2 separate regions of the Homo sapiens genome follow, and region 1 is linked to region 2. A link is a loop called in an ENCODE intact Hi-C map of the cell type or tissue named here. Cell type or tissue: heart left ventricle. All regions are shown on one strand. Each heading gives the region's core, and the rest is flanking DNA. Links, peaks and the distances in the headings are about the cores only.

What was found. Hi-C counts contacts between places; a loop is a spot of excess contacts. Peaks named below come from ENCODE experiments on the same cell type or tissue, not always from the same donor. Only the 100,000 strongest peaks of a DNase experiment are listed, where the experiment ranks them.
Region 1: it touches region 2 in a loop (2.5-fold over the local background); 4 of 110 quality-filtered maps call a loop at or near these places.

The regions. Positions count from the first base shown.
Region 1 is chr10:101,379,854-101,395,925 of GRCh38, reverse strand. The region is part of intron 1 of BTRC (beta-transducin repeat containing E3 ubiquitin protein ligase); the gene reads right to left. Among named protein-coding and RNA genes, the nearest start is that of BTRC, 34 kb to the right of the region's middle. In heart left ventricle, for the core only: no CTCF peak of the experiment used is centred there; no DNase peak of the experiment used is centred there; H3K27ac peaks cover 1,137 bases.
Region 2 is chr10:101,451,929-101,468,000 of GRCh38, reverse strand. BTRC (beta-transducin repeat containing E3 ubiquitin protein ligase) reads right to left here. Exons shown (of 15, transcript NM_033637.4): 3 at 5,943-6,020. Among named protein-coding and RNA genes, the nearest start is that of BTRC, 110 kb to the right of the region's middle. In heart left ventricle, for the core only: no CTCF peak of the experiment used is centred there; no DNase peak of the experiment used is centred there.

The sequences.
Region 1 (16,072 bases), core at 4,454-12,453, 71 kb after region 2:
TTGTCGCTTACAAACAAAACATGGAAATATTACTACTATTTAAGGAAAAAATATGCAAATATTACTAAATTTCCCATTAGTCCCCTACAGGCATGTAAAAGATTATTCATAATATGGTAGTATTTTTACAGGATAGAACTAATTTTCACATACTAATGTAACAAGATACATTTTAATTTTAATCACAGCTGAGATAATTTAATAAATTTTGTAGTATGCAATGAACTGAAAAATATAATTTATTAATCAAACCTGAGAACCAAAAATAAATCTAAGATCTTTCATAGCATGATCATTTTAAGTTCATTTTTTAAAGAAAAAAATCCACTGTTATTTCAAATTCTGAAATAACAATTTAACAATTTGTATTTTAGCCATTTTTATTAAGGAGAGGAAGGGTCTGTAAATGTTAAGAGCAAAATTAATTACTGGATCAAGGTCTTTTCTTTAGAATCTTTTCCACACTCAGGAAAATGAGGAACTCCTAGACAATAATAATGAAAATAAAGCAGCTGGAGCAAAAGGGAGGGTTACACTACTTACAGTCAAGGGAGGAAGAACAGCAGCACAGAGGGTGTTGGGAAAAAAGGGGGGCAAAGAGTCAGACAAAATAATTTCCTATCCTAGCCTGCCTGGCTAGACTCTCACACGAAAATTAAACCAACGGAATGGGTTGAAATAATATACAAAACCCCATCTCTCTCCAACCCTACCTTCTTCTTTCCTTAGAGTTTGCTGTATTGGTAGGAAACCTCAGGAAAATCCCTCTGTGTGAGGCCTCAACTCCCCAAGCAAATGCCACCTAGTGATAATGACTTCTACATTAGCTGAAGCCAGTAGATCCTAGGCTATACACAAGATGATACAATTTTGTTACAGTGCAATAACGTGAATTTAGGCGCTACTGCTGTTGGAATCATGTGAGACTGGATTTTTGTGATGCATGTTGACAGGATTGGTGAATTATCTGTGCATGCATGTCCTAGCATTCTTGGTAACTGCTATGACTCATTCAGAACACCTCAGACCTCATCTCAAGGGCTGTCCGCTATAAGCAGACATGCATTACATGTATGTGTAAGAAATCTGTGCTTTTGCTGCTACACCTGCTGGAACTCACTGGTCAAATTGCTATTCTTGCCCTAATCTGACAAGTCTAGCCATGTACTACTCTACAGGGAACTGCAGGCTACTGGGAAAGCCCTTATCACTCTTCTCAAGAGTGTTATACCCTGCCCCGACTGCTAAGAATTTTAACCCTTACTCTCTCTGAAATAGGGACTTCTTTATTTCTTCTCTGTTCCTAGATTAAGAGGCAGTTTGCTTTTGTTTTACTCATTACTAGTCAGTCTGTGACTATGTATTTTGTGGAGTAGGGAAGCGGAAGAAGGACCTGCTTTAAGCTTTACCTTTGAAACTAGACAACTGAGTCTTTAAATAGACAAAAATCCTTATTTAAGAAACAAACTAATATCCCCAGCAGAAACAAGGTGAAATCCACAAGCCAGGCAAGCAGGATGCTGCAAAAAGAATACTTTTTCAATGATTTTAAGCAACATCTACATGTCCCCCAACCTCCAAGATACAAAATAGTATTTTTATAAAGATTCATTATATTAGTCATCGGCAATTAGATCTAAAAATATCCCATTTCCAAAATTTATATTTGAAAATAATTGAGTTCGTACTCGAACCATTTCCAAATTGAAAGAATACATTATCATAAAAAATTAATTACCAGAGTCCCCTTCTTTCATAAAAAAATTCAACATGCCCTTAGTCATAGATCTCCACCTCTAGCTCCATAATATCTTCTAAATAGAATTGAGATGGAAATATCTCTTTTTAGCTAAACAATGTCTGCGTTCTATAAAATCTATCATTTAATTACTAAAAGCCCTGGAAGTCCTAGGTACAGACTCAATTATACACTCAGTTTTAGAGGGACATGCTCTACAGTCTACGAAGTCTGCATTACACTGGCTATGCTTGTTTGAAAGATTAGTTTTCTCATTCAACTGCTTTTCCACAATATATGAAATCTGGAGAGAAAATGAGAAAAGACAAAGAACTCAATTCTGCCACAATGCATTTTCATCCCTTGTGTGAGGCAAGGTGGTTTCCAAAGCAGGGTGTGCACATGCCAGGAGGTAGGCAAGATGATCCTCCAGGGTGGGGGAGTGTGTAGGGAAAGACTCTTTCCAACCTCGTGTTTTTCCACTACTCTCATACTACAATAATCATCAACACAGAAGACTTCTCTGTGACCAAATGTGGGTTGTTTTTGTTTTTGTTTTGTCTAACTTCAACCCTAACCCCAAGACTGAAATGCTGTTGGAATCATGATACTGGATTTTTGTGATGTACTTTGACAGGACTGATGAATTATGTGTCCCTGTATGTCCTAGCATTCTTGTTAACTGCTATGACTTATCCAGAACACCCCTTAAAAGAGAGCCTCGGGCCTCATCTTGAGAGCTCCAAGATTGTCCCCCATATCCCTAGATATCAGTCACAACTCTGGGCCTCTGGAGCTTCTGACTGACTGGCTTCAAGTTGGGGTTACCATGATCCCCTCTGTGGGTTCAATTAATTTGCTGAAGTGGCTCACAGAACTGAGGGAAACACTTACTTATATCTGCTGGTTTATTATGAAGGATATTGCAAAGAATACAAATGAAGAGACCCATAGAACAAGGTATGGGCGAAGGGGCTCAGAGCTGCCATGACTCCCTGGGCACACCACCCTCCAGGGATCTCCATGTGTTCAGCTATCCAGAAGCTTTCCAAACCCAGTCCTCTTGAGTTTTTATGGAAGCATTCCTTCCTCCCACGAGGGTATGAGGTGGGACCCTCTCAGTGGAGGGTCTTAAGATCCACAATCAGAAAGGAGGTGGTGGGAGATTAGAGTCCTGCCCTGGGGCAGGTGAAAGAAGGGCAGGAGACAGACTATTTCCTGAGGTCTGCGGCTGAGGCCTAACACACCCAACATTATTAACAAAAGACCATAAAAAGGGATATGGGAGTTATGAACCAGGACCATGGATGAAAACCTATGTATACATATATAGCACCACAGGGGGAATATTAAAACTTTTAATTGGTCGGGTGCGGAAGCTTACACCTATAATTCCAGCACTTTGGGAGGCCGAGGCAGGTGGATCGCCTGAGGTCAGGAGTTCGAGACCAGTCTGGCCAACATGGTGAAACCCTGTCTCTACTATGGTGAAACCCTGTCTCTACTAAAACTACAAAAAAATTAGCCAGGTGTGGTGGTGGGCACCCGTAATCCCAACTATTTGGGAGGCTGAGGTAAGAGAATCGCTTGAACCTGGGAGGCGGAGGTTGCAGTGAGCCAAGACCATGCCGCCACTGCACTCTAGCCTGGGCAACAAGAACGAAACTCTGTCTCAAAAAGAAAACAACAACAACAACAAAAAACTTTCAATTAATTTTTAGTTTAAAAAATAATCTTTAAAATTTTTTTTGATACGTGTTCCCTTAATCTGATGTTAAATGGTTAAATGTCACTTACTGAAGATTGGGAATTCCACAACACAAAGGGGTTGCCAATGGTTTCTTCCCTCATTCATTCTCTTTGGGCATATTGCAAAAAACTTAAGTGTGCTCAGAATTTAAGAATGTTTTCACTGGGTGCAGTGGCTCATGCCTGTAATCCCAGCAGTTTGGGAGGCCAAGGCGGGCAGATCACGAGGTCAAGAGTTTGAGACCACCCTGACCAACATGGTGAAACCCAGTCGCTATCAAAAATACAAAAATTAGCTGGGCGTGGTGGCGCACGCCAGTAATCCCAGCTACATGGGAGGCTTAGGCAAGAGAAACACTTGAACCCGGGAGGCAGAAGTTGCAGTGAGCTGAGATAGCGGCACTGCACTCCAGCCTGGGCGACAGAGCAAGCCTCCGTCTCAAAAAAAAAAAGAATATTAGTTAGTTTTAAGTAAACTGTCAATTGACTCTTCTCTAATTCTTTGCACAAGCCCTTCATTAGTCACTTTACAAGGTAAAAATAATATTGAACTAACCATATGTGAATAAACCAAAGACATTATCATTACAACTATCTGGACACAATTTACACATATATATTTACTTATTTATATTTATTTACCCTAAGTGTATATATTGTGCCTTAATATAGTAGCTAATGATGGCAGGGCATGAGTACAATTTGCAATTTGCAAATTAAGAAGTAAAAATATTTAGGATAAATCCTTAAAATGTTTCTGATGGGTTAGGAGGCTACTGTTCTAGAGAGCAAATTTCCCAAATTTATTTTTAAAAGAACATAGCAAATTAAGGTACATGTCAACATTGCCATTTTTATAAAGAGTCTCTCCAACATACATCAGATGAACAAAGAGCATTTTGGGAAGGCTGAACTACGAAGGTTGTGCCTATGCTAAGAAATGAAAGCAATTTTTCCATTTGGTATTTGTTGTAACAATTGACTCAGAGACAATTTATTAACCTAAGACACAAAAACAAAGAATTTTATTTGCAAACAATACTATATTTTAGTATTATAAACTCCATTTGCTGGTAAATTAGATCTCTACTTCCAAAGATGACCAAACTTTATATATTCCAAAGTAATAAATTTCAAAAAAGTAGTTCTCCCAGTTGAATATATTTATTTAGAGAATTCCTTTTCTAATTCAAAAAGATGTTCCAAGGGCTTCAAATTACACTATTCCCCAAGCCTAATATAACTGCTTAAGGGCTGAAATATTTGAATCACAGCAGGAGCGGTAGTTACCACACAGGATAAATAGTAACCTGTACAAGTTGTTTTAAAAGACAAATCAGATTGTATTCCATATCAAGAAATCCTGATTATATACAGGCTAGTTTCAAGAAAAGTTCTTTAGGCAAAATTCTTATAAAAACTTTAATTATCAAGAGTAAAATTTCTAAATTTGATAAAGAACCATTTGTATTTACTTCTTTCCACGCAAGTTTCAAAATACATAAATGAATTCCCTACAAGTCTTAAAAAGTATAAAATTAATCTATCTTAACTGATGCACCTCCTTAAAGTGTTTGGAAGCTGCTTGGGACAGGAAAATTAGAAAGAAGAGAGTGCTGGACAGTACATTCACCCTTAAAAGTTGTTGTTTTTCTTTCTTTCTTTCTTTCTTTTTTAAGACAAACAAAATTAAATAAAAGTGGTTGTGTGGGATGGCAGGCTGCTTTTTTTTTATTTTGTACTTTCTCAAATTTGCTCTAATGTCTTTTAAAAAACTAAAGCTCATTTATTGAAAATTATCATACCAGGCCAGGCATGGTGGCTCACGCCTGTAATCCTAGCGCTTTGGGAGACCGAGGCGGGAGGATCACGAGGTCAGGAGGTTGAGACCATCCTGGCTAACATGGTGAAACCCCGTCTCTACTAAAATACAAAAAATTAGGCGTGGTGGCGGGCACCTGTAATCCCAGCTACTCAGGAGACTGAGGCAGGAGAATGGCGTGAACCCGGGAGGCGAAGCTTGCAGTGAGCAGAGATTGCACCACTGCACTCCAGCCTGGGGAACAAAGCGAGACTCCGTCTCGGAAAAAAAAAAAAAAAAAAATCATACCAGGACATCAAAACTGATAAACATTGTTTGATTTATTCCCATAAACATTGTTTGATTTATTCCCTACAATGACTCCAGGAAGCAGGATGGGCAGTTTATCATCAGCTTCTATTTTACAAAATGAAAAAAAAGAAAGTGAGTGACTTCACAAGTATTTATTGTCTACCACATGTCATGCACTGGGATATACTCAAGAGTAAAACACAAAATTTTACTATCATGGGCTTTATTTTCTTTTCTAGTAGAAATAATAGACAAATAAGGAAAGGGGCATTTACTTTAGATAGGGTAGGCTCTAAGTAGGTGATTAGAACTGAGATATAAAGGATAAACGAAGGACTCAACCAAAAAGTCAGAGTTGGAGAAAACAGCCAATGCAAAGGCCTTATAGTGGTCTTGCAAGAGTTTGGCAAATTTAGCTCATACCTATAATCTCAACACTTTGGAAGGCTGAGGTAGACAGATCGCTTGAACCCAAGAGGTCAAGACCAGGCTGGGCAACATAGTGAGACCCTGTCTGTACAAAAAATTTAAAAATTAGCCAGGCATGGTGGCGTGCACCTGTGGTCTCAGATACTCCAGAGGCTGAGGCAGAAGGATCACTTGAGCCCAGGAGGTCAAGACTGCAGTGAGCTGTGCTGTGTTTATTCCATGGCACTCCAGCCTGGGCAACAGAGAAAGACCCTGTCTCAAAAAAAAAAAAAAAAAAAAAAAAAAAGGTGTTTGGCAAAAGGCCAGTGTAACTTGACTGTAACTGAAGACTGGGAGTAATGACCTAACAGGGTCAAAGACATAGGTGGGAAAGGACCAGCTCTGCCAGGCAAAACAACAAAGTTTACCATGCATAGCTTTAGTCCAAAAGGAAGATATTAGAACATTTTAGATCTCTGAAAGATCACTCTGGCTATTGTGTGGAGACAGACTAGATTTAAAGGGGAGAGTAGCTAGAAAACTGTTAAACTTTTCCATAAAAGAAATGATAATAACCCAAAGTAAGTTGATAGCAGTGTAGGCAGAGAGGGGTAGACGAATTTGAGATGTATTTTGGAAGTAGAACAGATAAAATCTTGTGAATTGCATATCGGCATAAGAAAAAGTGAGGAGCCAATGATGATTCCAGGTTTCAGGCTTCAGTAACTGGATAAATGGTGGCACCATTTATTAGTATGGGAAGATCAGCAAAAAAAAAAAAAAAAAAAAAAAAAAAAACACACACAAAAAATCACAATTATGCAACATTCAAGTGGATAATCAGTTGAATACATAAAGGTAGAAGTCACAGTAAAAGGATGGGTTAGAGACTATTAGCCCATTAGAAATCATCAGCCCACAGATGGTATTTCAAAGCAAAAGGAATAGATGATCATCTAGGAACAAAGTGTAGACAGGAAAGAGAAGAGGGCCAAGGCCCAAGGGCTAAGAAACTCTAACATAAATAAAAGACTTGTCTAAAGGTCAAATGCTTAAGTGATCTGGCTCAATAAAGTGCTCTTTCATCATATCCAACTATCTCTTAACATTAAGAATAAAACAGGCTGGGCTGGGTGCAGTCGCTCATGCCTGTAATCCCAGCACTTTGAGAGGCTGAGGTGGGCAGATTGCTTGAGGCCAGGAGTTCAAGACTAGCCTAGGCAACATGGCAAAACCCCACCTCTACAAAAATGCAAAAAAATTAGCCAAGCGTGGTGGTGGGCACCCGTAGTCCCAGCTACTTGGGAAGCTGAGGTGGGAGGATCACTTGAACCCAGGAGGTCGAGGCAGCAGTGAGCTGAGATCATGCCACTGCCCTCCAGCCTGGGCAACAGAATGAGACCCTGTCTCAATCAATCAATAAACACAGGTGGGGCGGTGGCACCTGCCTGTAATCCCAGCACTTTCGGAGGCCACAGCAGGAAGATTGTTTCAGGCCAAGAGTTCGAGAACAGCTGGGCAACAGAGAGAGACCCTGTCTCTACAAAAATAAATAAATAAAATAAAATAAAATAAAATAAAATAAAAATTAGCTGGGTGTGGTGTGGTGTTACCTGTAGTCCTAGCTACTTGGAAGGCTGAGGCAGGAGGATCACTTGAGCCCAGGAGGTTGATGTTACAATGAGCTATGATTGTACCACTACCCTCTAGCCTGGGCAACAGAGCAAGATTCTCCTCTAAACAAAACAAAAGAAAGCCATCTTTCCTAGCTAAAAGTTCTCAAATTTTAGTTTTTAATTTTGAAGTAACTCCATACTTTGGTTTCTATCAAGAATCAACTAACCTGAATCCCAATAGGTTTAGTATATTTTTGCCTTTAGATATTTGTTGCTTTTGAACTTGACAAGCTATCTATAAAAATTTCCAAAGGCCGGGCATGGTGGCTCACACCTGAAATCCCAGCACTTTGGGAGGCCGAGGCAGGCAGATCACCTGAGGTCAGGAGTTCAAGACCAGCCTGACCAACATGGCAAAGCCCCGTCTCTCCTAAAAATACAAAAATTAGCTGGGCATGGTGGCACACACCTGTAATCCCAGCTACTCAGGAGGCTGAGGCAGGAGAATCGCTTGAACCTGGGAGGCAGAGTTTGCAGTAAGCAGAGATCGCGCCACCGCACTTCAGCCTGGGCGACAGAGCAAGACTCCGTCTCAAGAAAAAAAAAAATCAGCCGGGTGTGGTGGTGGGCACCTGTAATCCCAACAACTCGGGAAGGTGAGGCAGGAGAATCGCTTGAACCCAGGAGGCAGAGGTTGCAGTGAGCCAAGATCGCACCATTGCACTCCAGCCTGGGCAACAGAGTGAGGCTATCTCAAAAAAAAAAAAAAAAAAGTCCCATGAAGGTATAAAAAGCCACAAATAGCCAAGAAGAAAATAAGGTATGAGACCTTAACTACCATAAAAAAGGTGTATTATAAAGCAGTGTGAGCTATATAGGAGGAATAAGTCCTAGTGTTCTACAGCACTGTAGAATGACAATAATTAACAATAAAATACTATATAGTTCAAATAGCTAGGAGAATATTGAATGTTCCCAATACAAAAAAAAATAAATGACTGAGATACATACACTAATTACTAATCTGATCACTATATGTATCACAATATCAGTATATACCCCATAAATATGTACACTTATTATGTTAAATTTTTAATATGAATTTTTTAAAATAGAAAAGATTTGCCCAAAAAAAAGCTATATGAATAAGATAGTATGGCACTGATATAAATAAATGAACAATAGAACAGAATGAGTCCAAAAACTGATCAATGCATGTAATGACATGATTTATGAGGGAGATAACACTGCAGATTGATGGAGAATGCATGTTCTTCCAATAAATGATGCTGGGGGCCATTGTAAATCCATATGGAAAAAAGTGAAACGGAATCCCTTCGTCACATCAAACCCAAAAATCAATTCTAGAAAGACTAAAATTCTAAACGTAAAAACCAAAACTCAAAAAGTCTCTAGTAGAAAATATGAGGCTATTTTCATGATCTTAAATTAGGGGAGGCTTTCTTAAACAAATCACAAAAGTACTAATTAAAAACACCCCCCACCAATTCACCTATCAGTAGAAGAAACACAAGCTAAACCACAAACAAAACAAAGACTCGGAAAAGCACCAACTAGACTTGGACTTAGGAAATGTGGGCTCTAATTCAGGCTGTCATCAATTGTGACACTGGCAAGTCAAACAAGTCCTTGGTTCTTCATGTGCTCATTTTTAAAAAGAAGAAGTATTCCACAATACTTTTTATCGATATCTCATAAAAACTCTTTTTCTAAGTAGCATGTGGGATAACATAAGATAAAATCCAAACCAGGTTTTCTGGCCAAAGTGTACTGCTGATCTAAAATTATCACAAAAAAGTCTTTCTTGAATGAGCTAATTAGATAGATAGCATTGTCAGTGTTGATACCTTAAGAGGATGAAGAAAAAGAAAAGAAGATAAATGTTTCCCAGGCCTCCCCAGAACTGCAGAGCATAAATAAGTGAACATGTTGACAATGTTTAAGGCTGACCTTGACAGAACAGAGTTTATTCCACATGCTTCTAGATGCAGAGTGTACTTACTAGAGTAAACTGACCTTGCTGGGCATTTGCTTGGTTATACCACATCTTTAATAAAACTTATAAAAATAGAAAGGTCCTGGAAATATCAGTAGAATAATAATCAAAGGATTTAAGTGTATCTGTCCATATATCCTGAAAAGTAAAATTACATCATCATAGACAGGGATTAATTGTGGCCCCTTGCCTGAATAGCTAGGGGAATGAGAACAGGATGTTCTGGGAGGATTTTTGATAACTACCAGCCAAGTCATCTCTGTACCATTTTTCCTGACACTACTAGGCAACATACTCAACATTTCATTAGCTTCTCAAAATGGCACTTTATGATGAAGCTCAAGTTTTACAGTCAGACCCTTATTAAAACAGGTCACAACTTAGTTATATTAAAATAATAATTATCAGCAAAACCTTTTAAATAAAAATATACTATGCAAGAATCAAAAAAAAAACAAGCTAGATCAGGGTTCTTAACCCAGGGTCCATAGATAGGATTCAGGGATCTCTGAACCTCCTGAAATTTTGTACAAAACATATGTGTGTGTGTGTGTCTGGGAAGAGGAAGGATCCTGTGATACCAGATTTTCAGTGAAGTCCATAACCAAAAAAAGGTTAAGAAGCCTTGAATTATCAAGTAGAAGAACACACAAAAAAAAAAAAAAAGAAGAAGAAGAAAGAAAGAACAAAGAAAATAGAAAAACTAAATTAAAAAAAAAAGCCTTGAATTAGATGGTCCTTCTAGACTCTTAAATCCTATGACTCCATGCAAATTTAGTGACATTTTAGATAAGACAAATGATACATTTATTAAGGAAACAGTATTTTTCTTCCTTCTAATTCATCTCATCTATCCTTCATCCAAGTTCAAAAAAAGTCAGTTTCACTTTTTTTCTTTTCTTTTTTTTTTTTTTTTTTGAGACAGAGTCTCGTTCTGTCACCTAGGCTGGAGTGCAGTGGCGCGATTTCGGCTCACTGCAAGCTCCACCTCCCGGGTTCACGCCATTCTCCTGCCTCAGCCTCCTGAGTAGCTGGGACTACAGGTGCCCGCCACCACGCCCGGCTAATTTTTTTTTTCTTTTTTTTAGAGACAGGATCTCACTCTGTGTCCCAGGCTGGAATGCAGCGGAGGAATCATAGCCCACTGCAGCCTCAAAGCAAGTAGCTGGGACTACAGGTGTGCACCACCATGCCACGCTAATTTTGTTCTGTTTTGTTCTGTTTGTAGAGACATGGGTCTTGCTAAGTTGACCAGGCTGGTCTCAAACTCCTGGCCTCAAGCAATCCTCCCACCTCAGCCTCCCAAAGTGCTGGGATTACAGGTGACAGCCACCAAACCTGGCCCCAGTTCATCTTAAAAGTTTTTAAAACTCCATAGTTTCAATTAAGCAATTAAAAATTCAGTTAAGTAGTGTCCCACGATTTCAAAACCTTCTATGTCTTGTCCTCAGTTGATCTTCCTATCTTTTAAGCCTCTCAAAGGTCTCAATTTTTAACTACAATGTATTTTACTTCTCAATAAGAAAAATAATCTCTCCTTAGGTCTTTTCCATCAGAAACCACTCTTTCTAGGTCCTGTGTATATTTTCAAATCAACTGAAAATAAGATCTCACTCTTTCCTACTGCTAATTGGCTGGACTGTTAGTCCAAACCTGAGCCTTTGAAAAAAGCTGTTAGTCAACTGCTAGTCTGGCCAAAATTTAGTGACTGATTCCTACTCGTATCTAATAAATACACACTTTAAAAAAACACACAGAACTTACTAACTAGAACTATAATTTACCATAAACTACTCATAAGAAACTATAGTTCTGCTGACTGGCAAGTAATTTGCAAAGGCACATCAGTTTAGCTACATAACATAAGTATCTACCTGCACGTACTGGCACTAATCAGGGCGTGAAATTAAACTTTTTATTCGGAAAGAAATAGCTGCTTCAAGGCTGTGATTTAGCCTGGGAAGCAAATATTAAGGTCATCCTCTTCTCTCTGATGTTTATAGTATTTCTAATAGGAGACTCAAAGAAGGAGGGCTGATGGCCAACTTCTGTAAAAGTGAAAATAATCTCTATGACGTAACAAATTTGCCACTTGCTTTACTAATTGCACAGACTTAACAAAACCAGTTGCTAAAGTATAACAGAGATTACTTAAATACTGAAAGCACAAACTGATCACTATGGATACCTAATTTGGTTACTTCATTGAGCAAAGTAAAGAAAATTCGACAAATATAAATGCTACAAATATGTTTTACAATAACCTAGACAGGGCATGGTGATACAAGCCTGTGGTACCGGCAACTATTTGGGAGGCTGAGACGGAAGAATCACTTTTGAGCCCAGGAGTTTGAGTCCAGCCTGGGCAACATAGCAAGACTCCATCTCTAAAAAATAAATAAATAAATAGATAAAATACCCTATAACCATTTTCATTACAACATAGATAATTTTGAATTAGCTAGGTTAATGAGATCCTATTCAGTAATTTAGCCAATTGCCAAAATTTTCCCAACATTCATCAAAATCCCCTAATACAAACTTCAATTTACTCTGCTATACTATATCCATATTATTCTCATATCTATTAAAGAAAGCAAACAAGTAGAAAAGTATCCCAAGGTCAGCACAGTGGCTCATGCCTGTAACCCCAGCACTTTAGAAGGCTGAGGCGAGAGGGTTCCCTAGGCCTAGGCATTCAAAGTTGCAATAAGCTAGGATCGAACCACTGCACTCCAGCCTGGAAAGAAGGAAAGAAAGGAAGAAAGAAAAGAAGAAAGGAAGAAAACGGTCCAAATAATCATGAGCAAAATATCTGCTCGAATGGCAAGTGCAGGTGTTCACAACCAATTGCTTCAGAACTTGACTAGCCTTTTTTTTTTTTTTTAAAAAGGAAGACTTATAGAAGCCACAGCAGTCCTCAAAGTGTAGTCCCAGAACCAGCAGCATCACCTATAAACTAGTTAGAAATGCAAATTCTCAGACCCCAACCCAGGCCTAAAGAATGGCAAACTCAGCATGGGCAAAACCCTATCTCTGTGAAAAATAAAAAAATTAGCTGGGCGTGGTGGTGCACGCCTGTAGTCCCAGCTACTAAGGAGGCTGAGGTGGGAGGATCACTTGAGCCTGGGAGGTCAAGGCTGCAATGAGCTGTGATAGCACCACAGCACTCCAACCTGGGAGAAAGAGTGAGACCCTGTCTCAGAAAAAAAAAAAAAAAAAAAAAATCTCCAGGGAAGGCCCAACAAGTCCTCCAGGGAATTCAGACATACTTTTTGTTACAAAAAGCCCTTAAAAACTTAACTCAATTCTCTAAGCAGCTTTAGTAGTGTGTTGCACTAAAGATAAAAGTTATCTTTATCTTTTTTACAATGTAAAAAGTACACTTTAATTGGTCTAAGTTCAAAAATGAAATAAAGAGGATAAAGCCCATGTAATGTCTTTCCAAAATAGGAAACACTCACCATTTCAAAATTGAGAAAGAAAAAAATTATTTAGAACTACCTAAAAATAAATAGGTTGATTTTACAACTACCACAGAAGAATCACCAATGGATGGTAAAACTACTGCGTGAAACAATGTTGTGAAATAAGATATTTACACAGTCTCCAAGTTTGCTCCTCTGAATACTTACAAATATACCTTTACAACAGAGAAATCTAGTGAATACAACCTTAATAAATGATCAAACAATATCTCCAATAATGGAACAAACTGACATTATATGCCTTCTGATGTAGTAGTGCACTAAGAAAAAAAAAACACAGCATATATTATACTCCTGCCAAATTTTTTACCCTGATCTAATCATGGAAAAACAATCAGACAAAAACAAATGAGGGACATTCTGTAAAACTACCTCAAACTCTTCAAAAATGTCAATTTCATGAATAAAAACCATTAGGGAACTACTGTAAATTAAAGGAAACTAAAGAGATATTATATATAACATGATTGGATCCTGGATTTTTTTTTAAAGAGCTGTAAAAGACATTCTTAGGGGCCGGACGCGGTGGCTCATGCCTGTAATCCCAGCACTTTGGGAGGCTGAGGCAGGTGGATCACCTGAGGTCGGGAGTTCGAGACCAGCCTGGCCAGCATGGTGAAACCCCATCTCTACTAAAAATACAAAAATTAACCGGGCGTGGTGGCAGGTGCCTGTAATAACAGCTACTCAGGAAGCTGAGGCAGAAGAATCACTTGAACCTGGGAGGCGAAGGTTGCAGTGAGCTGAGATCACGCCACTGCACTCCAGCCTAGGCAACAGAGCAAGACGCCATCTCAAAAAAAAAAAAAAAAAAAAAAAAAAAAAAAAAAAAAAGACATTCTTAGGATAACTAGGGGTTCTGGATATGAACTGTATATTAAATAATAAAAGGTTATCAGTGATCAGTGTTAAATTTCCTGAGTGGGATCTTGTATTGAGGTTAGGAATAAGGATGCTCTTGTTCTTAGAAAATACATGCAGAAGGTAAAATATCATGTCTGCAACTCTCAAATAATTTAGAAAGAAAGTATATACTAGGAAAAGTCAAATGTGGCAAAATGTTAACAATTAGATAATTCAGGTGAGGGATATATGAGTTATCATCGTGTGTTTCTCATAATTTTTCTGAGGAGTTGAAAAAAGAATGACACCATCAACACCTCTCTTCAAAATTATATTTCTCAAAAATAAGTCAAAAGATAACATCCCTCACCCACCAAAAAACTATAAAATACCTACTCTAAGGTGCATGCTAATTCTACAGTTCACATATAACTTCTATTTATGGTACACTGTGATGTCAAAGTGCTTTTATGTGTACTCTCTTACTGGATCTTCAACCCAGTAGATAGAACAGTTATTGTTATTCTCATTTTAGAGAAGAGGAAATTAAGGAACATGGTTAGTATAGCACAATGATTAACCACACTCACTCTGGAGCTAGAATGTCTGAGCTGGAATACCAGCTGTGCCATTCACAAACTGTTTGATCTGGAAAAAGTAACAACCTGTCTGTGCCTCAGTTTCCACATTTGTAAATCAGGATGATAATAATAATACACACCTAATAAGATGAGAGGATCAAATGAGTTAATATATATAGTGTCTAGAATCCTGCACGGTATATACTGAGCTACAAGTGTTGGCTGCCATTATTATTGTTATTATTATCACCACCCAAGAATAAGGTCAGAGAATAAGTAAAAATACAGTCATGCACCCCCTGACACTTCAGTCAAGTATGGTCAGATATGCAACAGTGGTCTCATAAAATTATAACACTGTATTTTTACCGTACCCTTTCTATGTTTAGATATACAAATACCATTGTGTTACAATGGCTTACAGGATTCAGTGTACAGTAACAAACTGCACAAGCAACAGGTTATATCACATGGCATTTGTGTATAGTAAGGTATACTATCTAGATTTGTCTATGTACACTCTGTGAAGCTCACACAACCACTTAATCACCTAACAATGTATTTCTCATAATGTATCACATATTGTTAAGCAATGCATGACTGTAGTTAAGACAGGACTTGAAACCAGTTCTTCTGACTCCAATTCTTGTGTAATTTCCACTATGCCAATAGTGGTTTCAATCACTTATACTTAGACAAGGAAATGGAAAAATAAGTGTCATTTCAAAAAGGATGTACATGTATGTACTTGACAGAATGCATGAACAAGAGAAGGAAGTTTGCTAATTAAAAGAGGTTCTTAATAGCCGCTGCCCTGTCTGGGAAGTGGGGAGTGCCTCTGCCCAGCCGCCCCACCGTCTGGGAAGTGAGGAGTACCTCTGCCCGGCTGCTGTGCAACCCTCCAAGTGTGAAGGCACAGCCTTGTGTGTGATCTTTCTGCCCTCCCCAAGTTTGCATTTTTGACATTAAAGTTTACTTTTTAATTAAAAAAAAAAAAGAGGTTGTTAAATCTAATTCATCTTTAAGAGACACATGATCTGGATGCTTACAGTCCTTTATAATTTCCAAAATATTTGCTCTATTTATAATAATTTCATTTACTCCTCATAACAGCTCTTTGAGGTACAAAAGTAGATATTATCTTTGCTTTCTATATGAGGAAAGTGAGACTCAAGGAGGTTAAGCAACATGCCCAATATCTATGACATCTAGGAAGCAGAACCTGAAAACCAGGTCTTGTTTTCACTATGGTACAACGTAAAATTTACCTACCAATCTAAACTAATTACAAGGTATTTCAAAGAAGACACACTAACAAAACAGGTAGAATTCTCGTATTGTCAGTTATAAACAAAAGAAGTTATAACTAGTCCATTCAGCAAACAGATGTCACTTTGCAAAGCTTTGATATTTTTCTTAAATACCTTTGAAAACAAGGATCAAAAAATATGAACTCTTATAAAAAGGGCTTTATTGTATTTTTATAGCTTATTACATACCTTGTAACAATCATTTTGTT
Region 2 (16,072 bases), core at 5,522-13,521:
GTGGGAAGTTATATAAACAAATCACTTCGTCAGATTTGGAAAGATCACTTTTGTCTTACTTAAGAGACCTACATTAATTACCTTTAAGATCTTTTACATGGACTATTTAAAATAAGTACAATTTATTTATTTATTTCAAATGAGGTGCTTCTTCCAAAGTATTAAATAATGTCTACAAATGCAAAGGCATTTTTATAAATAGGTAATTAAAACAGATGACTAAAATTAAGTCAAGCTGCAAAACATTACCCAGAATGCATTGTGATTTTTTTTATTAATAAACATCTCAGGCAATTTTTTTTTTACCCAAAGCCCAAAGCACTTTAGGAGGGCAAAAAGAGGTAGCAAGTTTTATAGAGTAAAAAAAACCAACAACAACCAACCACACATATATAATGAAATAATGCAAACCCCAAACGAAAGTATTTACAAGACAGTCCCTTAAGCATAGTTTGTCATATTGCAATTACACCTTGCCTACTGCCAAGCCAAAGTGCTTACTATTGCCACTAGAGGGAGAAGTGTCTTAACACAAAGCAACGGCAGATAGGGAATGGGTTTTCTCGAGCAATTATCAGAACAAAGCTCCCTTGGCTGTGTGTACCTTCTAATTACTCAATACAATTAAAGTGACTAACCTAAAACAAATAGAGAGAAAAAAAAAAAAAAAACCCTGCCTGCCTGATATCAGGGACTTCATTAAACCTTTTTCCCTCATCAATCAAATCAGAAAGAAGGGAATGCCATCATATATGAACATTACAGAGCTATTAAAGGAAGCAAATTCTGTGTTTTTTTTTTTTTTAAAGGAAGAAAAGGAGCTCTCTTGAAAAAAGAAATGTCTTGGTATTTACCCATCTGGATGCTGCTTGAAAATAAATTGTCCTCCAAAGAACAGAAATACAGTATGTTTTCTCTCAGTTCACTGGCTTATGAATGACTTTTTGTTGTTGTGGTTGTTTTGTTAATACACACTATAATGTCATTTTCTGTGTCAGTGATGTGCTTTTTCCTCCTACTCATCCAACTGTATAAAGGAGCTATGCCCATCAGACTTCCATGCTTATACTGGCTGATTTAAGTTCTTCACTGCTGTTTTTTGTGGATCTACTCCAAGGCAATGTTTAGAACGCAGGAATTTTTTCAGGGGAGGGGAATATGGTAGAAAAGGAAAACAGCTACTTATTCCTTCTAAAAGACTTATGTAGTTCCTTTTATAAGGCCCAGTCATTAACAGAAGATGACAACACAGTCATTTTTCTTTCAGCTGACAATTGTGACATTTTTCCAGCAGCGTGCAAGGTGTTGAAAACCTGGCAGCTGTTACCTCCTGGGATGAAGATACTTTTTTATCCTCCCTTGACAGTCTAACTCAGTGGGTCAGCACCTTTAAAGACTGCAAAGTATCCTTGAAGAGGATGGAAGCTTGAATTACTGCTCCCTCCCTAATCAATGTAAACCCTCACTGCAGGTGAAGTCTCCATCTATAGAGGTGCATGGGGGAGGAAAATGTAATGCCCTGAGCCAGATGGTTTTTATCTTGTTTTTAAAGAATAAAGGAACAAGCTAACAAGGGAGACAGCTACTTTGTTAGCTTCTTGGCCTCTCTCATGGCTTTGCATCCCCAGGGTTCCAGCTACACAAGAGAAAGAATACAGAAAAACCTAAACACTTAAAGAAATATAACTAGAGGGCTGGCATCATGCTGCTTTCAGAGAGTTGAGAGAGCTCTACTCAATGCTTTATTTATCACTGCCCACGTTCTCAGGATGGTAAGTGGACACATACACAAAGGAAATGGGGGATGGGAGAGGGATTAGACAACGGTCACAATTTACTCAATTACAGAGAAAGGCAGGGCTGACAGATCCTATTAGCACCAATGAGAAGCAAAGAGTTGAACGTTGTAATGCCACAATTTTCAAAAAGTAATGAGTACTTTCATGTATCCTCCCAGGCCTTTGCCCTTGATTGCAGATAGGAATAAAAGGTAGGAAAACAGTGGCTATCCTTTCCTTGACTTCACATTTTTAGGAGTAAAACAAAAATTGTAGCTATTTTGTACATCCTTTAAATAAAAGTTCATATTTAATGCCAAGAAATGAGATTATTCTGAAACTAAGAAAATTAACTTTCTTTACAAGGATACACTGCTCTACTTCCTCTCCCTACCCCAAACTCTTCCATCTTCAGATGCTGGAAATGAAACGAAAAAGCAGGTATACAAAATGACTTGGTGACAGACACAGGGAACAGTGTCTCTTAATTTCCACCTTCATTATTTCTTGTTCTGGTAATATCTTTGTCGGGTTTTGGAATTACTGTTATGGTGGATTTTTAAGTCAAGGAGTGTTCTTTCCTTCTCTATTCTGTGAAAGGGTCTGGCATAAAATTCGTATCATTTCTTCCTTAAATATTTGTTGAATTCACCAGTAAAACCACATGTCCCTTCTGATGATTAATTAAATTTATTTAATAGACATCAGGCTATTCAAATTTTGCTTCACCCTGTGTTAAGAGTTTTGGTAAGTTGTATTTTTCAAGGAATTTGTTCAACTTGCCAAATTTTTGGTATAAAGTTGTTTGCTCCTCCAATATTTAAATAGCTCTCCAAATTAACATGCAGTAGTTATGTCCTATCAACAATGGCAAAACGCTATTTTTGAATAATATATGTCAACTATAATATTAGTTAAAAACAATGTTAAATTGCTAGAAGATAACTGAACTTTTTATAATCAATAGTGAGTTTCTGAAATCCCATTAGAAATATCTGCAAAAGAATCTCAAGTTAATGAGATGCAAATCCTACTTGTATCAATACTAGGTATAAGGCGGCCTTGACATCTTTTTGTCTACAGAAGTTGACTACAGGAAAAACAAAACAAAACAAAAACAAAAAAACAAAATAGCAAATGGCACTTCATTATTGTCATATGCAATAGAGAAAAGAGGGAGTTTAAACAGCTTATATACTATGTCCTACCTTAAAAAAAATCAGCAATGGGGTAATCAAGTTCAGGGCAGTCCTGGACAGCTGCCCTGTGACCCGCTTCTATTGACCCCTGCTATTCATCACTCTTCCCTAAGATAGAGAGGGCAAGCTCCTAGGGAGTGACCACCACAATAGACAGACACAAGCCAACAGTAATCTGGTTCGAGCAAAAAACCAGATGGCACTGCAATAAATTTACAAATCTGCATTCATGGGGCTGCTAAAACACCCAGAAGCTAAAAGACTCTGAGGGCCCCAGGAGGATCTCCTACTTCCCTGTTTCTAAAGGCCATTTCTCTTTCCAAGAACATTGAGTTCATGCTCTTCACAAAGAGAATGGAGATAAAACCCTTTACAAAGAAGGGAGGAGAAAAAGCCTCATGACCTAATTAATCTCCAGAGCTTGGATCTCAACACTGAATGACAGATATTAGAAAAATCATTTCAAAGCACCATGGGGGGGGTGGGGGGGAAGGTTGTTAAATTAAAGTGGGCAGGGGGAGTGGGGAAGAGAACCTGCTAAAACGGCAATGAAAAAAACAACATTAAATCTCTTTCGAATATTGCACACAACAGATCTTGCAAGTAGAAAATGATTCAATAATGTATGCATTTATTTTTAAAATGAATCAGATTAGTCCCATGTGTGACCTGCTGGTCCATCTGTATGTGCTGGACTTAATAGGCATGATTCTCTCTCTTGCTTCAGTTTGAAGTATGAGAGAGATAAATTTAGTTTAATTTTCAACAGATCAGCCTATCCATTTTCCAAATGGACCATCTGGATCAGCCTATTAAAATTAATTTATAACTTTGCAGAGAGAAAATTCGTTTGTTAGCTTAAATAAAGTTGCCAAAACTTTTGTTGTGTCATTGTTTTCCGACAGTTGTTTCTGTATAGTGGGCAGAGTGTTCCTACTTCCCAATTTATCTTATTCAGTATTGTCCTATTGGTTTAGATGAACAGATCAGGTGTTGATTCTCCAAACAGTTAAAATTGTAACTGTCTCAACATCAATTACTGATCATTTGTGGATTTTTGTTTGTTTTTTTTTTTAAAGCTTCCTGGATGATTCAATTCTATTTACTAAACAATTATTTTTATAAAAAAAAGAAGTGTTCATCCAAAAAACATTTAACATATAGTAAATTAAAAAATGAATGTGTCACAGTTTCAAGTACTTTCCCTCTAAACACTATATATAAACTGAAGTCAGAAGGCACAAGTAGAAACGCTTTGGAAACACTGAGATCTGAGTATCAAATCACTAATTAGCTAGACAAGTCATCTAACCTCTCTAACCCTCCATTTTCTTCATCTATAAATTGGAAGTCACATCATATCTAAAAACTTTACAGGGTTATTGTGAGGGTTAAATCAAATAAGCATCATGTTCACGGTGGGTGCTCAACAAATATTAGATCTCCTATTTCCTAGAACAATGCTATAAATCCAAGTAAATTAGAATTATTTTTACTGCTGCTCAGGCTCATTGTATCCAATTTTATATTAAAAATGAATACAGGGCCAGGTGTGGTGGCTCATGTCTGTAATCCCAGCACTTTGGGAGGCCAAGCTGGGCAGATCACCTGAGGTCAGGGGTCTGAGAACAGCCTGGCCAACATGGTGAAACCCTGTCTCTACTAAAAATACAAAAATTAGGTCGGGAACAGTGGCTCATGCCTGTAATCCCAGCACTTTGGGAGGCTTAGGTGGGCAGATCACAAGGTCAAGAGTTTGCGACCAGCCTGGCCAACATGGTGAAACCCCGTTTCTACTAAAAATACAAAAATTAGCCCGGTGTGGTAGTGGGCACCTGTAGTCCCAGTTACGCAGGAGGCTGAGGCAGAAGAGTCGCTTGAACCCTGGAGGTGGAGGTTGTGGTGAGCCAAGATCACACCACTGCACTCCAGCCTGGGCGATAGAGCAAGACTGTGTCTCAAAAAAAAAAAAACCCCAAAATACAAAAATTAGCCAGGCATGGTGGCAGGCACCTGTAATTCCAGCTACTCAGGAGGCTGAGGCAGGAGAATCGCTTGAACCCAGAAGGCAGAGGTTGCAGTGAGCCGAGATCACGCCACTGCACTCCAGCCTGGGCGACAGAGTGAGGCTTTGTCTCAAAAATAAAAATAAAATAAAATAATAAAAATAAAAATGAATAGGTGGCACACTTATTCTCTGGCAACATCATAAGAACTTGCGTTTCTTGTTTTTGCCAAGGACATTCTAATTTTTACAAGAACACAATGGTATTGAACTTTCACAAGTAAAATGTGTTACCTTCTATTGGGGCACAGTGGTGAGCTATTTTTTTTTTTTTTTTTTGAGACGGAGTTTTGCTCTTGTTGCCCAGGCTGGAGTGCAATGGCGCAATCTCAGCTCACCGCAACCTCTGCCTCTGGGGTTCAAGTGATTCTCCTGCCTCAGCCTCCTGAGTAGCTGGGATTACAGGCATGCGCCAGCATGCCCAGCAAATTTTTGTATTTTTAGTAGAGACTGGGTTTCTCCATGTTGGTCAGGCTGGTCTCGAACTCCCGACTTCAGGTATTCGCCTGCCTCAGCCTCCCAAAGTGGTGGGATTATAGGCGTTAGCCACCTTGCCCGGCTGCTGTTTTTTTAAGTTATTATTAACAATGGCCTTTTCTTCTAGAAAAAGCAAACAAAATATTGCTCATACTAAAAGGGCTAACTTTATTACAGGCAGATCTGTTTTTATACTTTTTTAAAAATGCCAACCAGCTGTCCTGTACATGTATACCTAGAATGTTTTTTAAATAACTGGGAAAACCATGTCACCTGATTGAAAGTGATGGCTATGGCCAGGCCAACGTCCGAGTACTCTTAATATAAGCTCCAGTGCTTAAAGAATGGCAAATCAAGGGTTTCCTCCTGTCTTTTGTTTTGCTGTTGGTAGCTTTTTATTTTAAGTAAGGCTGAATTTCATACCTGTCTAAGTGAATTCTTCTCTGGTATTATCTTCCTAGGGGGTTCGCCATTATTACAGTCTTCTCTCTCTGAGGAATTCTGTGAAAGAAAGTAAGCTTTAATTCAGTTCTCATTATCTTCAATCTTATCCTTTGGGAGTAAACTGAATTACATTTCTAATTCTGTAAGTTAGAACATACATATATTTATACAATTATTCACTTGAAGATTTGTATACATACAGATATACACATATGTAAAAGAAAACATATGCCCATGTATATAAATAAATTATGTAAGGATTTAGATGGGAAGTATTTCATGTATCTTTAAGCATTGTGTAGGAGATCATATTCATTAGATCTCTAGCTTGCACTTTGACACAGGTTGACACTGGATACAAGAAAGTTCCAGCCCACACTTAGCTGATGACAACTAAAACCATGATTATTACCTTCTCTCGATTATAGTAGATGTTTGGTTGGCACAGATCTCCAAGTCTGGGTCCTAAAAATAGTTATTTCTCTTCCCCCTCTTCTCAGATTTGATTTTATTTTCTTTGATAAAAGTAGCATAGGACTTAAAAAAACATTTACTCAGTAGTTTAGGATTAGAGTCCATTCCTTGGCACTGTCACCTCAAACAGCAGCTAGAGGCCCTAAAATGTCAGTGGGGTTTTTATATACTTAGGAGGGGGAAAAAAACAACAATCCAACTGAAAATGAGTTCATAAGTACTAAAAATCTGCTAGTCAATATATGTAAATCACTATCTACAAGGCAAAATACAGAAAATCCAAATTACATATTATTTGAGTTCCATTTTCAGCAACAACATTAGTAACATTAATAACATTAATATTTAAAACCCTGCAGTTGTGCTAGGTGCGGTGGCTCACACTTGTAATCCCAGCACTTTGGGAGGCCAAGGCGGGCAGATCATCTGAGGTCAGGAGTTTGAGACCAGCCTGGCCAACATGCTGAAACTGTGTCTCTACTAAAAATACAAAATTAGCCAAGTGTGGTGGTGGGTGCCTGTAATCCCAGCTACTCGAGAGTCTGAGGCAGGAGAATCGCCTGAACCCAGGAGGCCGAGGTTGCAGTGAGCCGAGATCACACCACTGCACTCCAGCCTGAGTGACAGAGCAAGGTTCCGTCTCAAAACAACAACAACAAAAAACTTACAGTTAATATATTCCTTACATTACATATAGTCATAACGTTCTAACAGGAGGGTTAGTTTATTTGTAGGTTCAGAAATTATTTTTAACATGAGAGTTTATCTGAAAATTTTCATACAAGCATGAAATTATTAATATACAATCATTACTGTGTTCTAAACCTACATGTAAATTTCACTTTTTTGGTTTCTATTAGATATTACATTTTGAAAGATACTGAGAGATAAAAAACGTACTGTGTCATTCTGAGGCCCTTTCACCTCTGTGGCTGACACCTGTGTGTCACCTTTAGTAAGCCTGACAGGCCAGTACCCTAATGTGTTTCTTTTGGGCAGAAATATCTTATGAGGTTTAACTTGATATTTTACATTTGTGATGATCCCTTGTAAAAGTCCCTAAAATTAAAGAAAAAGCATGCTATATTACAAAGAAAGGGACAGAGACTCAAGAACTTCAGAGTTCTAACTTCTTTTCCTCCCTGTTTGGAAAAAAAGGAATGGAGATCATCTACCAAAAAATGGAGGAAGGATATAATTGAATTAATGACTACAAAGCTTGACAAATGAGGCGACTGGCAATACATGCTATGTAAGAGTATCAAACAAAGAAAGGGAAAGGTCAACATTTATTTACCCCATAACATCAAGTTGTATGTTTAACTTTTTTTTTTTAAATGTAAAGATCAATGTTTTAAATACCAAAATTAAATGCCTTATATAATAGAAGCTTAAGCCAGTATCCAATTATAAACTTAGAATTTGCAAGTAACTCTCTTTCAGGTCATGAAATTCCTCCTTTAAATAAATAAATAAAAAGATCAGATAAACTAAACCTGTTTAATTCAGTGTAAGATCCTGTATTTCAAAATTAATTATGTTTTTTGAAATGTTATCATATAACTTGGAGCCTAATTACTTTTTGCTGGAAGTTTGTCATACCAAAGATACTATAAATCACATTTTTATTATACAGGTACTTGGGCTGATACACAATTGCTGGCAAACTCCTCTATACTGAATTATAAAGTGAAAAATAGTCATCTCAACCTTAACAGCCTGAGTATTGACTAGCCCATACTCACAATTTTCTTTTTACTGACCCTCTATTTTATCAGATTTAGATGGATAACCACTGGGTGGGTATTATGAAAATGTCTAAAGAATGAAAACACAAAGGGAGCTTAAAGGGTGTTACTAACCTAACATAGAACACAGAGCTTCTTAGGAGTTCCTTTCCCCTTTCTATCCCACTAGGGCAAAGAATATTTAAATGGTATTGTTAAAAATAACTCTTAAACAAAAAATGGGGGAAACCCATAAACATTGGTATGTTCTTTTAATACAGATTAACCCAACACTTTTACTCTGGGCCATCCATCATGAGAAATCAAATCAAACAAAAAATCCAACTTATAATGTTGTTACAAAAAAATAGAGGTAGGGACATTAAACAGTCATGATATCAGGAACAAGGATTAGGAACCCTCCTAATACTAAAGAGTAGAAGCAGAATGCCAGTGAATGAGATTACTAGGTCTACAGTCTTGAGGGTAAGGGGTAATGATGAAATAGCCATGTATACCTAAGTAGTCACCTCAACAGTTCTCAAAGCCTGTCCAACATCACCCAGGAAAGCTCAGCAACACAGTTATTCCTTGCATCTTTATCTATGAGGATTCCCAATAAGCTATGTGCATAATTTTCCTAGATCATCAGGCTAAATTATATCCAATAAATTCTATTTAAGGATAAGTGATTAATATAAGGAAGAATCATCATTGGGTGCTAAAATTAGCAAGTGAGCCTAGTACTTTGGCATATGCGTGTAATCCCAGCTGCTCAGGAGGTGGAGGCAGAGGGACTGCCTGAGTCCAGGAGTTTGAGAGCAGTCTGGGCATCACAGCAAGACACCATCTCAAAAACCTAAGTAAAATTTAAAACTACAATAAGTGAGTGAAAGTTTGACAAGTTAACAGGATGGTCACATAATCTCAAAATATTTTTTCTATAAGATACTTGATAGTTACAATGAAAAAAGAGTAACCTCATAGTGGAGAAATCCAGCAGATGCCACCTTAAGATTATGTGCCTTTTAATATGATGTACTGAAAACAGCACATCACTTGTGAGGTATCCTTGTCAAAACCACAAAACTTAAATCTACTTATAAGAAAACATCAGGCTAACCCAAAAATGAGTATTTCATTCCATAAAGTTACTAGTTTGTACCTAAGAAATGTCAAGGCCATGAAATAGACTAAGGAATTGTTTCAGATTAAAGGAAACTAAAGAGGTATAGCACACACTGTTGAGGCAATTGGAAACTTTTTAGTAAGTTCTGTAGGTGAACTAATAACACTGTATCAATATTAATTTCCTGATTGTTTCCCCACCATTAAAATTTACATACAGAAAAATTTACCCTTTTTGGTATACAGCTCTGTAAGTTTTGACAAAAACATACAGTTGTATAACACCGCCATTAAAAAATGAAAAATTCCACCACTCCCAAAATTCTCTTGAAATTCTCCTTAATAGTCAACCCTCTCCCCACTGAAAATCACTGATTTGTTGGCTCAATAATTTGTGCCATTTTCAGAATGTCATATAAATGGAATTATATCGTACGTAACCTTTGAATCTGGCTTTTATCACTTAGCATAAAATATCTGAGATCTACTCATGTTGTTGTAAATACTAGTATTTCTTTTCCTTTTATTGCCAAGTAGTATTATCTACTGTATGGATGTGCCACAGTTTTGTTTATCCATTCAATTTCCTGGTTTTGATAATTTGTACTGTGATTATTTTTATTAAAATGTCTTTGTTTTTCTGGAAACACGCACTGAAACATTTAGGGGGGATGGAACATTACGTCTGTAACTTTCAAATTGTTCAGAAAAAATAATACATAAATGGATGTATGTGCGTGTGTATATGTATTTATAAGCAGATATAATACAAATATGGTAACATGTTAACATTAGGTAAATCTATGTGAAAGGGTGTAAGGAGATTCTTTGTGCTATTCTTTTCACTTGTCTATAAATCTGAAGTTATGTCAAAATAAAAAATTAATTAATTAAATCCATAATAAAATGTTAAGAAATGGGAGAAAAGTTAAGTGAAAAATAAATTTTAGGGGGAAAATTCCATCAAATGTAATTAACGTTATATTCTACTGCTTAACTTTAAACCAACCCTAAGCAAACTTGACTGCTCAGAACAACAGATTCCCAATACTCAGATGGAAAGTTTCATTATAGTAAATAAATTGCAGAATGTGTTTGTAGTCCTTGAGTAATAATAGTCTATGAATAGCATTACAGTAGTCCTCCCTTATCCACAGTTTCACTCACGCAATTTCAGTTACTACAGTCAACTGAGGTCCTAAAATATTGAATGGAAATTTTTAGAAATAGTTTTCAATTGTGCACCTTTCTGGTAGCTCTGTCCTGCCCAGGATGTGAATTATCCCTTGGTCCAGTGTATCCACACTGTACATGCTACTTGACCATGAGTCATTGACATTGTCTGCTCCTGACATCCCACCACCAACATCTTCATGGCTCAATAATCCAGGATCACCTAAAGCAGGTAGCATGCTGTCAAAGGGTCAGTAGTAACCTAATGCTGTGTCACAATGCCTAGGTCATTTACCTCACTTCATCTCATCACATAGACATTTTACTGTCTCACATCATCATAAGAAGGGTGAGTACAGTACAGTAAGATATTTTGAGAGAGCATATTCATGTAACTTTTATTACAGTATAGTTATAACTGTTCTATTTTATTCTTATTGTTGTTAATCTCTTACTATGACTAATTTATAAATTAAACTTTATCATAGGTATGTGTCCATAGGAAAAAACATAGTATACATGGAGTTCAGAACTATCTGTGGTTTAGGCATCCACTGGGGAACATACCCCCTATGAATAAGTGGGGACTATAGTATATTAAAATATTTTTGTAAAAGATTCTACACAACTTGTTACCTTTTATATTAACTCAAATATTTATTTCTTAGCCCAGTGCACAACTTGTTACCTTTTATATTAACTCAAATATTTATTTCTTAGCTCAGTGCTTACTAGCTTAGAATTGAAAGGGCAGAATGAAAGTCTCCCTGTCAACTTTGAATTTAACTCCAAACTAGATGCATTTGGGCTGTAACACCTGCAGATACAGTAACAGAGATTTGGGTAGGAAAAGGTCAATAAAGGAAATACTGCTAAAGCTCCTGCATTAGACCTCAGGGATGCATTTTGGATAAAATGTTTCCACAACCAAACTGGGCGAATAAAAAAGAAAGTAATTATATTAAAAAAGTATTCAGGTGATAAGCTTAAACTGTCTCAAAATCAACACATCTAAATTTAAAGCACTCTTTTACCATCTCCACTCATTTCTAGGTCAGCTCTTTTCCTCCCAACTTTTCTTTTTATCCTAGACTTAAATCCTCAGAGTCAGTTTTTACTCATTCCTTTTTTTTCTTTGAACATATCTAGCTAATTTTCAGTCTATAAACTTTTTCTTTGAATCATCTATTTTAATACATCTGACCCTACTTTTGCATTTCCACTGCTTCTACTCTAGTCCAGACCCACAACACCTCTTACCAGTGCTATTACTATTGAGACAGCCTTCTGACATTGACATCCTTGCCTAAATCCAAATGATATATTCTATACACTAGAGTGGCAATCATCATTCTTTTTTTTTTTTTGAAACAGAGTCTCGTTCTGTCACCCAGGCTGGAGGACAGTGGCGACCTCGGCTCATTACAACTTCTGCCTCCTGGGTTCAAGTGATTCTCCTGCCTCAGCCTCCCGAGTAGCTGGGATTACAGGCATGCGCCACCATGCCCAGCTAATTTTGTGTGTGTGTGTGTGTGTGTGTGTGTGTGTGTGTTTTTAGTAGAGACAGAGTTTCACCATGTTGGCCAGGCTAGCCTCGAACTCCTAACCTCAAGTGATCCACCCACCTCGGCCTCCCAAAGTCCTGGGATTACAGGCGTAAGCCACCATGCCCGGCCATTAGAATCATCATTCTAAAAAGGTTACTTTCCTGTTCAAAAGCCTTTTATAGCTTTTTGGCAATAACAGGATAAACCCAAACTTCTTAGTACAGCATCCATAAGACAGCCAACTTAACACTTCATCAAAGTCTCTGTACCATTTACATGACATTATTTATCATTCACCAAAATAAGGAAACCACTCTTTCATCTCTGTGTTTTTGTTAATTCTAGTCCCTTAACATGTAACAGGCTTCTTTCCCAATCTCTTTATCTACTAAAAATCCTGATTCAAGAGTCAGCTAAAATGATACCTTCTCTGAGAAGCCTTTATCCCCTTACGCCTAACCTGCAGTTAGAATTAATTACTCCGAAGAAAAACTTCACTTCCAATTGGCACTTAATTCTTTATATCTCTTTATATCTCTACATGAACATGCTTCCCACCCCACACTACTGTAAATTCCTTCAAGGCAGGGCCAGTTTCTGTTTCATCTTATATTTCAGAGGTTCAGCACAAAGCTAGAGAATATAATGTGAATTTTAAAATGTTTTCTTGTCGGGAGGTAGAGACAGGAGGATTGCTTGGGGCCAGGAGTTCAAGACCAGCCTGGGTAACATAGCAAGACCCTACCTCTACATAAAAAAAAAAAAAAAAAATTAGCTGGGCATAGTGGCACATGCTTGTCGTCCTAGCTACTCAGGAGGCTAAGGCGGGAGGATCGCTTAAGCCCAGGAGTTTGGGGTGTAATCATGCCATTGTGCTCTAGCCTGGGCGACAGAGTGAGACCCTGTCTCAAAGAAAAAAAAAAAAAAAGTTTCTTGGATTGAATATTATTGCCAGGTTAATCTTTCTTAACACTGCTACTGTCGTAATGGTCTTTCCCTAAAATATTTTTAGTGGCTCTTTATTTCTATGAAATCAAATATGAAGTTCTAGGCCTGGTTTTCAGGACCATCCAGAATTCCCTACTATATTACACCAAGTTATTTCCCACAACACATCTTTTCTGCCCCAGTTAAGCAAGTTTCTTCATAGTCTCACCAACAGGTGATATGATCTTGAAATTTCGGGGTTGAAAGGATTGTTTTTTAAAGACAGGGTCTTGCTCTATCACATCAGGCTGGAGTGTAATGACATGATCATAGCTCCTTGTAACCTCCAACTCCTGGGCTCAAGTAATCCTCCTGCCTCAGGCTCCCTACTAGCTAAGACTACAGGTATACGCCACTACACCAGGCTAATTTTTCTGTTTTTTTGTAGATACAGGGGTTCTCACTATATTACCCAGCTGGTCTCAAACTCACAGCCTCAAGCAATCCTCCCACCTCCGTTTCCCAAAGTGCTGGGATTACAGGCATGAGCCACAGAGTCTGGCCTGGAAGGATTCTTAACTCCAGTCTAGTTCACTCAACAATTATAAACACAAGATTATCTCATCTATTCAAGTCTTACACATTCTTAAAATGAGGTTTAACTGTCATCTTCTCCAAGAAACCATAAAACTACTCCACCTTACTCTACTGGAAATTCCCTAACTAAATTTTAATCTTGATCCACACAACAGGCACTTAATTAGATAAATGTCTGCACTGTTACTTTCGACTAACCAGTAAGATTGAAAGATTACTGGGAAAAGTCTTTGTAGCTCCCTCTACCCACTAACACATTACGTAAGTATACAGATAACAGATGCTCAATGAATAATTGAAACCCTAAACCCAGACTGTCCAGCTAGCTTAAAAAAAAGTTTTGTTTTGTTTTGTTTTTAATAGCAGAGGAACTTCAGTGGCAGCCCAACTGCAGTCCTACTGTCCCACTACTTATAATGCCAGTATGATCAGTTAACAGCACTTACAAGCTCTGGCCTGACACATATTTTTGCAAATAAAGTTTAACTGGCCCATAGCCATGCCCATCCATTTACGATTTGTCTGTGGCTGCTTTCACACTACAACGGAAGAGGTAAGTGGCCACAAGAAAGATCCTATCTCCCACAAAGCCTCAAATGTTTATTATCTGCCCCTTTACAGACAAAGTTTGGCAACCCTTAACCAAAGCATTCCTAACTTTGAGGCTGTTTGTATTTTTGACTGTCCAATTCAAGAAGTAAAGATGTTTTGATGGCAGCACACAGCAGGTTCATAGCTGGGGCAATATTCCCCATGACCTAGTAAGTGGCTTATTTACTATTTTCAGTTATCTATTTGAACACACAACTCCTGATAAAATGGATAATTAAGAGTTGATTATATAATCAAATAAAAAATTAAACTAATTTACACAGTGATGAAAAGTCAAGCCACTCATAATGACTTACAATAATCTTTGAGTAAGCATCTTGCTCAAGGTTGGATGGTGCAACAGAGCCTGAACCTGTTTGAAGAGACATCTGTTATAAATAAAATAACCAGCTCCAAAGCTACAAGCGAACATTTCACACCAATGCCACATACTTCACTAATTTACCATTGGAGGATTTGAAGGACTCTGTAACTGGGATAATTCTATCATTTTAGCAAAGCAGGTAAATTGTGGTGGATTATAACTGATTTTGAACACATTTTAAAAATGAAATCATCTGCTCATCATCGTATAGAATGACAACCCACCTGAAGGAAAAAATCCTGAGACCGATTTCTAGTAACTAATTGCAAACACAGTATAGTGAACTTCAATGGTAAATTAGTAATTGGATTAATACTTTTTCCCATTAACTTATTATGTGACTTGGAGCTAATTTAGCTTCCAAATATAAATTTACAATTTACAAAAACAGAAATTATTATTTTACAAGGTTAACAGATATTTTAGCTACATGGACAAAATCACTCAAACTCTTGTATGAAAGGTGACATTAAAAAAAAACACTGTGTGTGTGTTTAAACAAATTTTAATTAATCCTTTTAGGATACAATGGGGAAAACTTAGGTCATTTAAGTTCAGAAGCTGTTCGGAAAATCCTATTCAAGGACTCATTTTAGGGAGGACCTAAAGTGTCCTCCTAAGATATTCTCTGGCATGTTTTCATGCACATTGCTTCTCCAGCATGTTTATCATTTGACATACTCTATTAAACCACAACCACATCAAGGCCTCCCTATACTGCTAAACTCAACAGATTCACCAGTTAAGGCTTTCAAGGAGTGCTCTTTTCTAGTAATATACCAATTCCAAGCACAGTGCTAACAACTAGATAGAATGGACAACATTCTCTGGGACAACCAAAGAGGACTTCCATTAGCACTGCCTTACTCCCTGTGACAGAAGTCAAAAAACTGCCAAGCAGGCTTTCTCCCCGCCACACTGTCCGACACTAATCATATAACACTACAGATGCATCCTTTCTCAAAATGCAGAGGGATTGTGTATATTTGCAAAGAACAACTATTTTTTATGCTTCCAAATTCTTAATCCTGTTTGGAGCTGTCAGTGGGGGTTAATGGAAGCCTTGGATAGGAGAATTCCAATCTGGTTGGCAGATGGATAGGTTGGTTATAGCTGCATAACTATGTCTTGCCTGCAGGCACAATTCAGAACACTGTTAAAGCAATATAAAGTCTCTGTCAAGCTGAACCATTTGGATCAGTAGCAAAGAGAAATAATAATAAAAAAGAAGTTCATTTCTGGGCCTTGTGCATTTATGCTAGTATGCAGAAACTGATTAATTGTCATAGTGCACTGGTCTTCTACACCTCAGATTTCTACTTCTGGAGTAGATTTTGCATGCTAATATAATCATTCTCCCTCTTGAGACATTAGCAAATAATCAAATGAAAAACAGGATCATAATTTACTGAGATTCGAGCAATTCTCTATGCAAATTTGACTTGTTATTGCTGCTGCCTCGTTAATCTGAATGCCTTTGACAAACTCCTTTGATTTATGAACTCGTGACAACTCCAATGTGTATATATTTTGCTAGATTGACATTATCATTAAGAGTGG